2 separate regions of the Homo sapiens genome follow, and region 1 is linked to region 2. Evidence: chromatin loops called from intact Hi-C (ENCODE). Cell type or tissue: mammary epithelial cell. All regions are shown on one strand. Each heading gives the region's core, and the rest is flanking DNA. Links, peaks and the distances in the headings are about the cores only.

What was found. A loop is a pair of places that touch in the nucleus more often than their neighbours do. Peaks named below come from ENCODE experiments on the same cell type or tissue, not always from the same donor. Only the 100,000 strongest peaks of a DNase experiment are listed, where the experiment ranks them.
Region 1: it touches region 2 in a loop (5-fold over the local background); 1 of 110 quality-filtered maps calls a loop at or near these places.

What each region holds. Positions count from the first base shown.
Region 1 is chr3:42,254,919-42,260,300 of GRCh38, reverse strand. CCK (cholecystokinin) reads left to right here. Exons shown (of 5, transcript NM_000729.6): 5 at 2,070-2,475. The coding sequence ends at 2,203. Among named protein-coding and RNA genes, the nearest start is that of CCK, 8.6 kb to the left of the region's middle. RefSeq lists an enhancer at 3,364-4,563. In mammary epithelial cell, for the core only: no CTCF peak of the experiment used is centred there; DNase peaks (open chromatin) are centred at 3,050 and 3,920; H3K27ac peaks cover 667 bases.
Region 2 is chr3:42,334,997-42,340,378 of GRCh38, reverse strand. No RefSeq gene overlaps it. Among named protein-coding and RNA genes, the nearest start is that of CCK, 72 kb to the right of the region's middle. In mammary epithelial cell, for the core only: no CTCF peak of the experiment used is centred there; no DNase peak of the experiment used is centred there.

The DNA of each region.
Region 1 (5,382 bases), core at 263-5,262, 80 kb after region 2:
GGGTCTATAGGTTTTCCTGAATTCAAGGGTAATATTTCACCTGAATGATGAACAATTAAATAGCAGGGGCTATTTTTCTTCTACGTAGGCTGAGGATATCTGCAAAAAGACCTGAAATGTGCTGAATTGACTGTTGGTTCCAAAACTGGGAAGGGTTGGGGTTGGGGAGAGAAAGGGTGGGGACGTTGTTCTGTGTTGTTTCTGTTTTTAATTAAACTTGCTTAATTTCATTACCCAGGGTAACTGCCTTTGCATTTTCATTTATCAACACATAAGCCATAGTCTGACTCTACTCAGCCTATGGGTAGGAGCTGGCAAGGGCAGCCTCATGCAGAAGGGATATAGACCAGCATGACAGGAGGTGGGGATACAGTGGCCCCCAACACAGTGGGAGTCATTGAGTGGTCCTCCACTCCTCTACCCTTGATTTGGCCTGGGCTTTGTCCATTGAAGTCCCTGAAGGGCCTTTCTTAAGACTGAGCTTGCACAGGAGAAGGTGTTCTGCTGATTTCATACCCCAGGAGGCTTCTGTCTATGAACTTTGAGCTAGGACTGTCTCATGTCTCCAAATAAACTGCCTCTTCATGTCCCTGCTCACTCAGTGTGAGCTCTACAAAAGGATCACACTGTTCCTGAAGACTTAACTTCCATCCCAATGGGACAATTTCAGGTTCAGTTATTGCATTTTGGTCAAAATTGCTGATTTAAATCACCTTTGTTATCACCTCTCTCCCCCCCTTCTTTGAGTCTTACTGAGGTGCCAAGATTTAATCCGACAGTCTTTTTCTGAATATCATTTTTAATTGATATTGATTTATCATTAAAAATAAAATGATCATCAACTCAAAACACTTACTGATAAATGACAAAAGCTTTCTGAATATAACTTTCAAATTCATATTTTTAAAAGAGTATTTATGTAGCAAAGGAGCTTTATTTATCTATTTTTTATTATACTTTAAGTTCTGGGGTACATGTGCAGAACATGCAGGTTTGTTACATAGGTATACACATGCCATGGTGGTTTGCTGCACCCATCAACCAGTCATCTACATTAGGTATTTCCCCTAATGCTATCCCTCCCCTAACCCCCACCCCCCGATAGGCCCTGGTGTGTGATGTTCCCCTCCCTGTGTCCATGTATTCTCATTGTTCAACTTCCACTTATGAGTGAGAACATGCGGTGTTTGGTCTTCTGTTCCTGTGTTAGTTTGCTGAGAATGATGGTTTCCAGCTTCATCCATGTCCCTGCAAAGGACATGAACGCATCCTTTTTATGGCTGCATAGTACTCCATGGTGTAAATGTGCCACATTTTCTTTATCCAGTCTATCATTGATGGGCATTTAGATTGGTTCCAAGTCTTTGCTATTGTGAATAGTGCTGCAGTAAACGTACATGTGCATGTGTCTTTATAGCAGAATGGTTTATAATCCTTTGGGTATATACCCAGTAATGGGATTGCTGGGTCATATGGTATTTCTGGTTCTAGATCCTTGAGGGATTGCCACACTGTCTTCCACAATGGTTGAACTAATTTACACTCCCACCAACGATTTTTTTTTAACCATTCCAACATCAAGATATTATAATTGTGCCACCTTAATAACAAGAGCTCTCCAGGAGTCAGGAATGTTGATGGATATTAAGGGATGAATTTAGGAACAATTAAGTACTGGAAAAATCTTTGGTTGGTTTCTGCTGATGCCATCTACAAAAGGAAAACACCCATCTACCAAAAGAAAGCAAACGGTAGGGAGACTAAGGAAAATCTAGGCAAGTCCCCAGACTGCAAGGCTAGAGAAAATGAATCCACCTAAATACTTGCAGAACGCAAAGCACACCCCTAACTTGTAAATATATTGTCCTCTCTCCAGTTACACAGACATTGGTCCTTCTCCTCTCTCAGATTTTGGTCCATCAGTTCCACTACTTTGATAGCTCTTTGATACCTTTAAGGTGGTGTCTGTTATATTGCGTCTGGCTTTTTCCATTGCTCTCCTTCCCAAATTGAACTAGAGATGCTTTTAGATGCAATGTCCCTGTTTCCTTCCTCCCTGCTCCTTGTAGCTCCTTCTGGACGAATGTCCATCGTTAAGAACCTGCAGAACCTGGACCCCAGCCACAGGATAAGTGACCGGGACTACATGGGCTGGATGGATTTTGGCCGTCGCAGTGCCGAGGAGTATGAGTACCCCTCCTAGAGGACCCAGCCGCCATCAGCCCAACGGGAAGCAACCTCCCAACCCAGAGGAGGCAGAATAAGAAAACAATCACACTCATAACTCATTGTCTGTGGAGTTTGACATTGTATGTATCTATTTATTAAGTTCTCAATGTGAAAAATGTGTCTGTAAGATTGTCCAGTGCAACCACACACCTCACCAGAATTGTGCAAATGGAAGACAAAATGTTTTCTTCATCTGTGACTCCTGGTCTGAAAATGTTGTTATGCTATTAAAGTGATTTCATTCTGCCCTGTCGTTCCCTGCGTCTACTGAGGGCAAAGGGCTCCATTTGGTCCTCAGAACATGCAAGGAGGGAAGCCTGATAGATGCTACACTGGGACAAATCCTTGTAGTAGATGTCCCCAGAAAGGGCTTGGGAAATGCAGCTCAGACTTGGAGCTAACTTTGCTACAGGCCAGGTGGACAGTGAAAGGGCCATCTGTGGGCAACTCCAGAGCCCAGCCCTGGCCACCCTGATCCCCGATCTTATTTACCAATCCTACTCCCATCAGGGTTTCCTTGGGGTTCTCTTGGCCTTTAAACAAGTTACAGGCAGTAACTGGCCATGGTTTTGCATACATTTGATCACTCCATGGCTCTGTGGCACAGAAGTTATCATCCTTTCTTTACAGATGAGGAAACAGGCTCTGAAGAGTGAAAGTGACTGCCCCTTATGCCCCAGCTAAGGAGATTCACAGACTGGAGGGCTTAATGTTCCTAGGCTATCGGGACCTTCATCACTCTAGCACTTCTCCAACTGAGTGCACAGGAATCACCCGGGGAATCTTGTTAAACTGCACATTCTGATTCAACAAGTCTGGGCAGGAGCCTGAGCAAGCTCCAGGTGATGTCAATGCTGCTGGTTGCAGACCGCACTTGGAGCTGCAGTGGTGCAGATAAGAGCCTATAATCGCTTTTCCTTGAGCCCCGCCATGTTTTGGAGTTGGTGGGACTCCAAAGTGCTGGGGAGACTCTGGTAGTTATACAGAGCAGAAGCCAATCTGTCTGTTGGTTCGCTGTAGAAATCAGTGAGGGGAAATAGTCCAAGGCGACACCCAGAGATGATCCAGTACCCACCACCCCCAGTGCAACCTTTCCATGCTTCCTGCTGAGGCCTCCAAGACCCTCTGATCCTTGTCCAGCAGAGGCCCCAGGTGCCTAGTGCAACAGAACCTGGCAGCCCCCAAGGGAAATACATTGAAAACAATACTGGCAAATCTAAAACCTTACCCAGCCCGGTACCACTCGCTACTGGCACTCAGTGCCACCTTCCTTAGTGTTGGGGACAGGACACTGGGAGGGAGGCCCAGGAAGACTTGGTCAGTACAATTCTTTCACTTGAGCTGAAGTTGGGATTCAGTGTAAAACTTACTCCAAATAGGGAACACTATATTAGTCCCTCCCGAGGTACCACCTCATTCAGTCCCTACACTTGGTCTCCAAGGCTGCCTCATATCTTAGGTATCCAACCCCCATTCAGTCTAAAATATCCAGATGCCTGGGTTTTTAGTGCCACCTCCCCTTGCAAAAATCACTAGTTTTATGGGTGTATAGGGGTTATGTGCCTGTGTGTGTGTGTGTGTGTGCTGTTTGTGTATTGGGGATGGGGGATGAGTGAAGGACTTGGAATTTAATATAGAATCAGCAGTGGGGAATGGATGGTGAAAGTCTGATCTAAATTACTGATTTATGAATCATCAAGGAAGTGGGTGTTAAAATACCATTTTCAAAGGTAAAGTCATGACTCATACAACACAAAATGAACATATGTCAAAGATATCATTTAACTCATCAATTAATAAAGGAACCAGTAAGATGTCACAATCATTTCAAAGCAGAATCTGAAGGATAGACATGTGTAGACAGCCAGGAATGCTAACAGAGAGAAAACTGGTTCATATCCATAGGTCAAGAAACTACACTGTTTGGAATAATCTGTTATCCATAACAGAAGTTACTTGTATCATTAGAGGACAATATTCACTTATGTTTCTTTAGGTTTTGGGGTTTTTTGTTTTTGTTTTTTGAGACAGGGTCTCGGCTCTGTTGCCCAGGCTAGAGTGCAGTGGCACAATCACAGCTCATTGCAGCCTCAACCTCCCAGGCTCAAGCAATCCTCCCACTTCAGCTTCCCAAGTAGCTGACACTATAGGTGTGTGCACCACTCCCAGCTAATTTTTGTACTTTTTAGAGAGATGGGGTTTTGCTATGTTGCTCAGGTTGGTCTCAGACTCCTGAGCTCAAGCAATCCACCTGCCTCTGCCTTCCAAAGTGCTGGGATTACAGGCGTGAGCCACCACACTTATGTTTTGATAGGCAAGAATTGTTTGCATTTCTATCAGTTTTCCAGGGATTATAAGTCACCCAGTCAAAGACACAGACCCCAGCAGCATCAGATAAATGCCCAGTGTTCCACTGAAAGGACACCCAGTCATCCCCTTTGCCCACTTCCAAGCCTTTCACAACTTCTTCTAATGCAGGAAAGGGAAAGGAAAGAACATTCCTGGCCTCCTCTTGGGTGCTGTACAAAGATTCTCACAAGCATCAACCTAGGAGACAGTCCCAATCCTGCAAGGTAATCATGATTCCACTCCTCCAAGAGGAAACAGGAGCTCAGAGAGGTTAAGTGTCTTGGAGGTGCACATGCTGCCCACAAACGGCAGTGCCAGGATATAAGCAGCTGGTTCTGGAACTTCTCTATGAAAGGACTTAGAGCCACCATCTGGCAGAGAAGGGCCTCTGAGCCTTGTCTGGAAGCTGCACCTACACAATGAAGGTGGAATCAGCATGTGTGATCATGTGTGGAGTCTTGGAGGGGGCCTGATGGAGCTCCCTGGGCAGGGGAGGCAGAGAGCCTAAAGACCTGTCCCCCTAATGCTTTCAGTGCCATGCTGGATTTAGGACAGCACCTTTTAACTGCAGGGGCCCTGCTCTTATCTCTATGCCACCTGCTGTTGCAGGGTCCCTGGAACCAGGACATGAAACCCAGGACTTCCTCAGCCGTTTCTCAGGGGTCCACATCAGGCTTCTGCAACTAAGCTGAGCAACTCTTACAGAGAAGCCAGCCACTCCTAAACTCCACTTTAAAGAGGCCAGAACTCACACAACCACAAAGCCATGCCCGCTGCCCTGCCCTCCTCCTCCTCCTCCTCCTC
Region 2 (5,382 bases), core at 294-5,293:
CCATGTTGGGAGACGGAAAGAACACCAAGGCTTGATTTTACTTTTAAGGGTTACTTTTAGCAAGGTGGAGATGTAGGAAAATTATATCCCAGGATTGTGTAAAAGAAAGGCACAATTAGAGAATCATAAGACCTTTAATGTGGCTAGACAGTGGATTGCCTGTTAAGGGAGAGACAGGAAACATAGATGGAGATCATTCAGGGGCATCTTACAAAGACCCCACAGGCTATGCCGTTCAACTTGGACTTTCTTTCATTGGTAATAGAAAATCATTGAAAGGTTTTAAGCAAGAGTATGGCATTATTAGATTTATATTTTAGTAAGATTCTGGGGGCAATGGCTGATAAATTCCACTGGCAAAGCATTTCAAACATGTCTGCAAATCAGACCAGATATCATCCAACCAAATAAACCGAGAGGAAGAACAAGAACAATCACAGCCGTATCACTTTTATTTTTCTTAAAAAATGACTTAAAAATTATAGAGTAGGTAGACTAACAGTGAAGACCATATATTTACGTCTCCAAAACCTGGGAGTTCTGCAAGAGATACTGAGCTCCAGATGATTATGCTGGGTCTTTCTCCAACCTCAGCATAAGCCAGGAGTGGGCAAAGCAGGTCTGGGAGAGCTCTGCCTGAAAGTGGACGCCAAGCTCCATGCTAGGGGCCTGGGCACCCTTAAAGCAAGCCACAGAATCACTTTCAGTCAGTGAGGATATGCCTGTCTTCTCTCCTTTTCTGTTTTTCTGAGTGGAGTATTGAAAATAATCAGGCACAAAGCATAGCATAGTGGACAAAGAAAATAATGTTTATGTTCATGAAAAATTCAACCCTAATTATACCTCTGGGAGCCAGTGGGAGTAATGAAATAGTGTGCCTGGGGTGTTCATTTTGTTAATAGATGCCAGTCACAGGGTACTTATTTTCTGTGCCATTTATAAAGCCTTTGACGGACAGTGCTGCTTGCGTCAGTTCATACAATTATAAGATATAAAGGATATTATGGTAATTCTTTGGAATGATGTTCATTTAGTATCTGGTCATGAGAATGCGGTTCCTCCTGTTAGTGCCATATTCCAGCAAATGCAATAGGCAGCTTAGCAGGGGCTCTGAAAAGTGTACATATTAACTTTGGCTCAGACACCAGGGATACATTTTGCTGCCATTTAAGATTAATTATTTGTAATATGTTTGTTAAGAAAATTGTTTTAAAATTTTATTTCTGTCTCTCAATTTAGGAGTGATAGCTCCTAGATTTCAATCACATAGACTGAATGACATATACAAGGGTTTTTGAAGTATCTGAGATGGACAAAGCTCAAAGTATGTTTTCCAATGGCAAAGGCAGAACTAGATCCACTTTTTTCCAACACAACAGCCAGGTTTCCAAGAGCAAATGAGCAGTGAGGTGAGGTGAACATAGAAAAGTGAAAAGATAAAACTAGCTAGTTGTTTTGTTAGAGGGACAGAGGATATATATATAAGCAAGGTTCTTTGGCCTGAAACCAAATTCAGCAACTCAACCATATTGACTTTTGCCCATATTTATTTAGGTTGAGCCCTATAAAATTCCTGATATTATACTGGTTTTGACCAACAACGTCAATTATTGCATATGCTTCAACCTAATGCTTCAGAAAGAAAGTCATGGCCACCTAGAACTTGGCATAACCTGCAACTGCCTTAACTCCAAAGCCTTAAACGTCATGGCTGCAGCCTCCTGTCCTCTAAACCTCTCATTTCCTCACCTCTATCACAAATCCATGTAAAGTCAGATTGGTTTACAGCTCTTCAGGCCCAGTGAGCCACAGGTCCCCTCGGCATCTTTGCAAACAACTCCCACAGATACCTCAGTATAATTATTTTTAAAATATGTCCAGGAATTTTTTTCCTTAAGCCACGAGGCTTGCCAAAATACTTCGTAGAAAATACTATTTTGATAGTATTAGAATTTTACCAATGACTTAAGCAAGAGGCACAAAAGTGGAATGACCTCCAACTATGAGTTTTGATGAAAGTGAAAAATGCTACCTAAGCCAAAACCACTAGTTCAGGCATTCAGCTTTCCCCTGTCTTATAAAATCCCAACCCCACTTTAATCTAGGGTCAGCTGTCCTCTAGATGCTCTCTGATATGTATCAGTTGAACAAAGTCTTTAATCTCTCTGATGTGTATCCGTTGAATAAAGCCTTAATCTCTATTTGAGTCACTTAAATAACTTTCTTTTGACTTTTGATACCCAGAAAAATGGATTTGGAATGCTGTTTGGATTGTCTGTCCTCAAAGCTGTCTATTGGTGTGTGTCCAGTGGTGTTTGGGTGGGTAGAGTGGGATCTGCCTCTCTCTACCATGGTGCTGAGTTTTGTCTAATGTTGCTTTACTAAGAACACTGCTGTACAGGACAGAGCAAATTTGAGGATGGACACTATATGAGTTAGATGGAGCTCCAAGGTGATTATTTGATTACACTGTCTTAGAAACCATTTGAAAGGAAAGAAGGTGGAATGAAATAGGGGCAGAAGGGAATTAAAATATCCTTGGGTGTGCGATGAGTGTACCTTTCAGCTCATGAACTAAGGAGTCCAATAACTAGAACTTACTTTATAGTCCACTACTCTACTTAATTTCCAACTCAAGCCCTGGGCCTGAGGGCTGGGCAACAGGGCGAAACTCTGTCTCTACAAAAAATACAAATATTGCCCTGCTTGGCTACAAGAAAAACAACCTCAGCTTTTCTTGGGAACCCCACACAAGCCTAGGGTCTTTCTAAGGCACTGGGAGTAGGGGAAAGCTATTTGGTCCTCAGTCATCAGTACCTATGGGAAGTCACAATGACATCTGTTATCCTGTCCTCCTGACTCCTTCAAGGCTAGGCAGGTCTCAACTATTCCTGTGCTGGAAGTCTTTCTGAAATGTGTCTTTCTCTGGAATCTTGCTCTAACAGGGCTACCAAAAAAACAGGGTAATGCACCTCTAATCCTGCCACCACAGCACTCTTCTCTTCTTCCCAGCCTGGAACAATCTAATTTTTTTTTTTTTTTTTGAGACGGAGTCTCACTCTACCACCCAGGCTGGAGTGCAGTGGCATGATCTTGGCTCACTGCAACCTCTGCCTCCCAGGTTCAAGCGATTCTCCTGCCTCAGCCTCCCAAGTAGCTGGGATTACAGGCGCCCGCCACTACACCCAGCTAATTTTTTTTTTTTTTTGTATTTTTAGTAGAGATGGGGTTTTGCCATGTTGGCCAGGCTGGTCTCGAACTCCTGACCTCATGATTCGCCCACCTCGGCCTCCCAAAGTGCTGGAATTACAGGCTTGAGCCACCGCGTCCAGCGGGAACAATCTATTTTTAGTCTGGGGAAAATCCTTCTCCTTTCCTGTTTCTTCAACTAAATTATTCTCAGGAATTCACTTCTAAGTATAAAAAGCCAGCAAGACTTCTAGGGTAGTTCTGTTTTCTGACTTGCCACATACCTCCCATGAAGCAATGACCACCAAGCTGACTTCAATGAGGTGAAGGGAAGGGGGAAACAGAGGGAATAAAGAACACATAAATTGATGTATCTTTTGATTTTTACTTCCCTTCCATGATGTCTGCTCCATGCTGAGTCTGGCAACTTGGGCTTTGGAATTTACTGATTGGGTAATGCTCCCTGGAGCTGACAGTGGGTGCCCCTGCCCAAAGGCTTAGACAGCAATCAGGGAAGGGTGGCCCTCCAAAGTGAGTGTTATCATAAAAGAGGCAAAGAGAATTAGGGCGGCAGTAAAAACTTGGTAGAAGACTAAGCAGTGAATCTTGGTAGTCTTTTGTGACCTTCTGCCATCCCATAATGGTTGGATGTTTCTCCTGTGCCCCCAGAACACTTTCTTCTATTGCCATAGACCACATTCTACTGGGATGGCCATCTATCTTCATTCCAGCCTCCTTCTATATAGAAAGGAAGTTCCTGAGCTGAGGACCTATATTTGTTCATCTGGATAGCATAACCCCTAAAAGATGGAGACTGAATGAGTACAGATGGAATGAGTAACTCCTTGGAACATCATGGACTCTGTACCAGCCACAGATGACTCGCATACCCTGGGTGAGCAAGGCCTGCAGATGGAAACTGTGGATAACAGCAAACTGTGTTGCTCAACAAAATGAAGATCAATAGATAGGAAGCACAGGCCAAAGCAAGCCAGACAAAATTTAATGCTCACAAATATAAAATCATGGATTTGAATTGTAAAATTCAGCTGGAATAGAGGTGATATGACTGAAGAGCAGCCACAAATAAACAGCCAGATGAAGGGACACATTTGAGAAGGCCTAGAATTGTCCTGAGCACAGGAGTGTCTGTCCCCATGGAGTTGAGGTGTGCTTTCCACAGGCACTCCAAACTCTGTCCTTTTGGGCTTTTATGGGGGCTTGATTAGCTAATTGGCCTTTAGTGAAATTAACCTTTGGCTCCTCTCCTCCCAAGAGGTTATGGGTGGGCTGAATAGTCTCAACCCTCTTAATTGTGCCTTGGTCTTCACTGTGATGAGCCCCCATCCTGAAGCTACCTAGGGGCTGCCAGCCACCAGTCTCAATAGCATACCTCGCTTTGGAGATTCTAAGGATATTAGGAGTTGTAAGCCAGAGCGTGGGAGCAAGGGTCAAATATTTAGTTCACACTACCACAGATGGGTCCCAGAAACTTCTTAGTAAATTCCCATTTTATCTAATCCATTAAAAGCTTCATCATAAACATGAAATTACTTGAATTTTTAAAACAGTAACAGTAGAAAACCCAAATGCAGTGCTAATTAGATATAATAGCAATAAGTATTTTTAAATAGCATATCCAGAAGAGAGGTGGTGGTTAATATGAGAGTGTAATTAATCCATTTGCTGAATTAATTACCACTTTCCTCATCATCTGGGCTAGCAGAGTGTTAGACAAATAAGACGAACATTGTCAGTCAAAACATAAATATTAGAACCAACCTAAAAGTGTAGATGAATAGTTAAATAAATTATTCATGAAATACTCTGTACCTGTTTTTCAAAGTGAGATGGAGTTCCTTGCTGTGCCCTGAGAAGGTATCCAGGATTCTTAGTCCCTGGCAACAAGACGTCACCAAAAATAAAAAAATAAAAAAAACGTAAGAGAATCTACAGGATGGAGTACAGTGGCACAATCATAGCTCACTGCAGCCTTGACATCCTGGGCTCAAGTGATTCCCTTGCCTCAGCCTCCCAAGTAGCTAAAATTACAGGTGTGCTCCACCAGGCCAACTAAGTTTTAAAATTTTTTTGTAGGGTTGGGGTCTCACTATGTTGCTCAGGCTGAAAAAAAATAGTAAATAACTAAGTAAATACATTGTTTAGTGAACAAAAGTAAACCATACATAGAAC